2 separate regions of the Homo sapiens genome follow, and region 1 is linked to region 2. Evidence: chromatin contacts called from ENCODE Hi-C data. All regions are on one chromosome and are shown on one strand. Each heading gives the region's core, a stretch centred on a gene start or an enhancer-like site at or near the end of the contact. The rest is flanking DNA. Distances are from core to core; before and after follow the strand shown.

The links. Hi-C counts contacts between places; a loop is a spot of excess contacts on that map. Pooled maps may share reads with other maps.
Region 1: a pooled map shows a loop between it and region 2 (8-fold over the local background). The contact joins the promoter of SGO2 here to the promoter of INO80D in region 2. A Hi-C loop is called at or near these places in 7 of 50 pooled maps.

Annotation. Positions count from the first base shown.
Region 1 is chr2:200,524,949-200,527,648 of GRCh38, forward strand. It overlaps SGO2 (shugoshin 2), which reads left to right and starts at 1,259. Exons shown (of 9, transcript NM_152524.6): 1 at 1,259-1,304. RefSeq lists a silencer at 1,128-1,177.
Region 2 is chr2:206,084,737-206,087,436 of GRCh38, forward strand. INO80D (INO80 complex subunit D) reads right to left here and starts at 1,438. Exons shown (of 11, transcript NM_017759.5): 1 at 1,165-1,438. It overlaps INO80D-AS1 (INO80D antisense RNA 1), which reads left to right. Exons shown (of 2, transcript NR_186084.1): 1 at 1-12; 2 at 1,221-2,700. RefSeq lists silencers at 169-463, 365-414, 455-654, 675-844, 925-1,134 and enhancers at 1,185-1,474, 1,201-2,020, 1,525-1,574, 1,585-1,694.

The DNA of each region.
Region 1 (2,700 bases), core at 9-2,508, 5.6 Mb before region 2:
GAAACCATCATAAAAATATATGGGATGCTGTTTAACTCCATTTTACAAATAAGGAAACAGAAGCCCAGAGAGATTAAGTAGTTTGGCCAAGATTAAATAACCATTAAATGGCACAGTCACTACAAGGTTCATTTAAAAAAACATATAACATACATTGAGCATTTAATGTGTCAGGCTGGGTAAACAAGATATAGTGCTAGTTAACTCCTAGGTAAGCATAAATTTCTATAACCAGTATATTACTTTGTAAACCACTGTCTTCTGGAATTTTAGCAGCTGGACAATCAGTAAATACTTTTCTACTTACACAAGATTCATGTAACCAGATCTGTTTGGAGACTGATCGTGATTTATATTAGACTAAAAGATCTTAACTCAAAAGCATGTTTTGCATCATTTGTCTAGATTCTTTAAAGTAAAAATGGAAAGCTGTAATTCTCAAATGTCTTCGAATGAACAAAAAATTGACAAGAATATGAAGCTGACTGCATTACTGTATCATCAATTATTGGAACCTTGATTTAACAAGCTATTTTCATTTTCAGTCCAATGGCATACAAAGAGGAAATTTTATTCTTTGTAGTTTCTCCAAATTCTTTGTAAAAATTATGAAAGTAATTTGCGAAAAATAAGCGAATTGACATGGAATATAAGGTGAATAATACATTTTTAAAATGTAGTTGTGTATAATGGAAAACGTCATTCTTGTATATTCAGCTAAAACAGACCATTAGTGCAAGACCTAAATATTAATGAGATCCGGGGTTTGCAACGAAATGTCATTGCTGCTTTTCCCCCAGAAAGTTAAAAGAAAAACGGGGAGAGCTTTTAAGTGAAAACTAAATGTGCTGGCGTCACACTTGGAAATGCAAGGATGCAGAAGAAATGGTAAGATGTGGGTGGGTAGTATCCCAGTAAACAACATAAACCTTCTAACAGACTTGAGGTGGCTGTCAAGCCTTTCAGACATGTGATTGATAATGAATGTCAGAGGAGAGTTTCCTTTTCCATCAACGCTTCAGGAGACAGCGGACCGCCACCAACACAGGGCGGAAGAGCACCCCTGTCACGCAGACTGTGCCGCCCCCGGCTCGCCTGGGCACGCCCCTTCCTGCCCTAGCAGCGGCGTCCCGCCCTTTCCGCCTTTCACTTCCTAGTAACCGCCCTCCCTTGCTCCATCTTCGCAGGACCCGATTGGCTGATGGGGCAACCGCCAACGGCTGTGGCGTTTAAACCCAAGCCGCAGCCGCTGCTGCTCGCCGAGCTCCCGGAGCTGGGTGGGGGTGCCCCACGCTGAAAGAGAGGTAAGTTAGTGGCCTGCGGCAGTTGACGTGACCGCCCTCTCCCTGTCGGGATCGGTGTCGTTCTTGAGTCGGTTCTCTAGGCGCTGTCCGCCTCGGTCTCCGGCTCGTCTTCCGCCCTCTGTCCTCCGGGATCCGGGACGGCGGCCCCTCTCCGGCTACGAGGGGTTCGTTGACGGAGTCCTGTTTTGGCTTTGAGTCGCTGCCTCTTGTTTCTGAGATTTGAGCGTCCGGCAGGGCGAGCGGGGAGAGCCACCAGTTAGGTCAGCTACTTAAGGGAAGATATTTCTGTCTCTGGGACTGCTCTACTCCCTTGAACAGTTTCTAGGGCATTGTGAGCGCTCAGTACGTGTCTGCGGAATGAATGTTAGGGACTGCGTGCCAAAGTTCTCGAAGGAGCCCTCTCGTTTGGAGAGGCTGGCTGAAGGCGAAGGGGTGATGGAAGACTAGGGAGAACTTGGAACTTAGAACTTGAGCTGCTTGATGTACAGGTAGGATTTCAGTAGAGAATAGGGACAATGATTTTTTAGATGAGGTATCCAATTCAGGAGAATTGGATGTGGAACTGAGTATTTCGTATTTAGAGATAGTCGAGATGCTGGCCGGACAAGTGTCACAGAGTGCTGGTATTGAGTGCTGATAGTTTACCAGGTCCCGTACTAGACACTGTACATACATTGGCTCATTTAGTCCCTACAAGGAGATGCCCTTATTTTTTATGGTTTTATAAATCTGGAAATTGAGACGAAGAGGTGTTGAGATCACATAGCTATGAAACGTTGGAACTGGAGCTCCAACACAGTTGTAATCACTATCATAATGTCTCAGTGTCTATATGGTAAATCACCCTGGAACAGTACCCCAAATGCCTGGTTCTGGCTCCTAAAGTTTCCCTTGGTGAGGTCATTGATGTAGGGGGTTGCAGGGCAGTGTCAAGGAACACTCCCAGATTTCTGGCATGAGGATTTGAATAGGCGATTGACAGTGTCGTTTATTAAATTAAGGAATTGTGTCAGAACCAGCTTATTGGGGAGGGCAGTCCAGCTGTGGTTTCCTAATTAGTAAAGTGAGATTTGATATTCCAGACTGGATTTTTTGGGAGATGAACTAGATTTCTATGTTAGGATCCCTTTCAGGTGTGTGAGATGCAACAGTTTGTGGGGAGTTTCTGTGTTCTACTGTCTTTGAGATAGATAGTGATCTTTGATTTTAAAGTTTCTTCCTGGCAAAACGTTTAAAAGAACTGTTGAGCCTTAATCTTGAAAGGTTTCTGGTTCAACTTATTCCCCATTGCAGAAATTTCTTCTAAAACCATCTTTCCGTTATTTGCTTGACACCTCCCAACATCTGCTTAACACTTTCAAAGGAGACCCATTCCAAGAGTGGGCGGTTTTTCTAT
Region 2 (2,700 bases), core at 188-2,687:
GGATGAAAGGGGGTGGGTACTCAAGCTGAAAATAACACCCCCAGTTGGTGGGGTAAGGGCTAAAAAAGGCAATAGGGAAAGATTGTCCGGCAGAAACACCACCTGAGTTTACCTCCTCCTTCCCACCCCAAAAACCCAGTCACTAACTAATAAAGCTAAGAAAAGCCCCTTGCAAACTTTTCCAAACCGGAAGAGAAGGCCCTCTCCCCAACCTGGGGGGCTCTAGGGGGAAGGGGCTGGAGTTAGCAGCCCCGAATGGGCTCGCGGGGAGTTGGGTGGGGCGCGGGCGAGGGGTGCAGGGGCGGAGTACCTTCTTCAATGGACAGGAACTGGCAAAGAGTTTCAAAATAGCCGAGTGCGCTCCCCCACGCCCTGGGGGGTCCCGGGCGCTAGGACCAGGGCTCCCCGGAGAGACAGCGGCCCCCAGTTCGGGCCTAAAAGGAAACTTTCTGGGCCGCGGCTGCACCTGACTCCTCACCGCCCCTCCACCCGACCCCACGCCCGCCAGGCCGCCCGCCCCGCCCCGCCCCGGCCTGGCCGTCCGGAGCGCGGAGGAGGGGGATAAATAAATTCAACTCTTACCGGAATCTGGGGGCCGTCTGCGAGAGACCCGGGGGAAGGGGAGCCGGGCGCCCATTCCCCACTCCCCACTCCTAGGCCCTGACGCCCCTGTCCCGGCAGCCCGGGCCTGCCGCCCCGCGGGAAAGCCTCCGGGCCGGCGCGGGATTCGGCCCAGCAGCGCCGCCGTCCCACCCGGAGACCCCGGGGGACTCGAGGGGGCGCGCGGAGGCCCGGGGTGCGGGGGCAGGGCGCGGCTGCCGTGGGGCCTACCGGCCCGAGGCCTACCGGCGCCCCCCCCTCCCGCCGCACACCCCCACCTGGCCCGCGCAGGCCGCTCCGCTCGCCCCACTCCGGCTCCGGCTGGACCCCTGCCCGCCCGCCGTCGCCGCCCGCGGGCGCCCCGGAGGCCCTCAGGCCCCCGGCCTCCACCACCCGGGCGCCGGCCCCACTCACCCTTTCATTCTCCGCCCGGGGCCTGGCGTGGGCCGGCGAATCCCCGGCCTCACGTAAGCGCGCTCGCCGCCCGCCCAGCCTGCGCGGCCCAGCCCGCCGCCCTACGGGAGCCCGGGGATGTGGGCCGGGCCTGGGGCCGCCTCTGCTTACCTTTCAGCTGCTTTTTTTTTTCTCCTTCCCCCCTGTTCCCTCGGCTGGGCTGACAGATCAGAGTGAGAGGCGCTGGCAATGGACTAGGAAGCTCGGCTGCCGCTGCTACTGCTCCCCCCTGGGCTCCGGCGAGAGCCTTTCCCTGTCAAGCAAGAGGGGTGAGGATCATATTTTTATTTTGGAAACTAAAAAGTGCTCCCAGGGTCGGTGATTATTAAGGGGAAATCCCTGAATATACTCTCCAGCCAAGAAGGCAGGGCTGCCGGGGCTGTACAAGAAGAGGCAGCAGCCTCCTACAGCACCACTACAGGCACTGCGAGGACATAACACCAGAGAGCTGCTCCTCTGCCCTCCGAAACGACAACTTTCCTACCATCTTGGAGGCAGAGCAAAGGGGGGCCAGGGGGAAAAGTGCACCCGCTCCCGATAAAGTACAAATTTTTACTTCTCATCTCTGGAAAAAAGTCCACACCGGCCGTCTACACCCGCGCCTGGGGGAGAAAGCAGGGAAGAAACGGGGGGTGCATGAGAAACGTTTTCATTTGCTCCAGGGGGAAAAATGTTTCTGCATCTTCTGATGGAAAGAAATCTTTACAAGACACAGGTTTTCCGGTGGTTATTGTTTTTTATTTTCTGTTTTTAATTTTTTTCATGTTAGTGACAGTGATATTTTAATATTTTTTTAAGCCAGTAATAATTTTTCTCCATTACAGGGCTAAGTTCTGTGGCTGGTGGTCAGTTTGTAAATTTATACTTAAAGAGACTTAATAGTAACTTCATTTATTTGTCTGGTTATGTTATTGTATATATAAATATTTATGTTTTCATATATTGCATATAAAAATTTGTGTTACATGTTACTCTCAGAACAGATTGCTGTAAGACAATTGTAAAAAAACATGTCTTTCGTCTGTTTCTCAAAGCAATGTAAATAAAACCTATGGACTGTCCAGAAAGGCATGATACAGTGTGTCATTTTCCACAGTGCAGATAAAGGCAGCTATCACTGGGGATTTAAAAACGGCCCCTGTTTCTGGAAATTCTGTTATGCTGCCCATACAGAAAGGATACAGTAAAACTGGAAAGAGATTTTAAAGACAGCCTTAGATTTTTCTTGAGGTAAAATAGCTTATTAAGAATTATATCCGGGCATTTAATTTTTTTATTTATTTAGATTCTTTAAACTCTAGCTAGATCTTTGGTGCATTACACATGTTGCTATCTGCTTTTTGTGTCACAGAATTGAGAAATGTGGCTATTTTTGTTAGTTATGTTAGTTCAGAACTTCCAATGTGCTGCCAGCCTGTATGATAGACTTTTTGTATATTGCAGTGGATGTCATGAATTTACTTTTTTAAATGAGCAAAGCTTACTAGATAAATGGGATCAGAGTTAAACAATGCTGTTAGCACAGAGGTGAGAGGGACAAAGGGTACCCATTTACATCGATTCCAATAGAACGCTTATTGGAGGATAAATTGCAGAGACATTTTTCTATTTTTGTGAAGAAAGAGAAAAATAATAGAAAAAGAACCG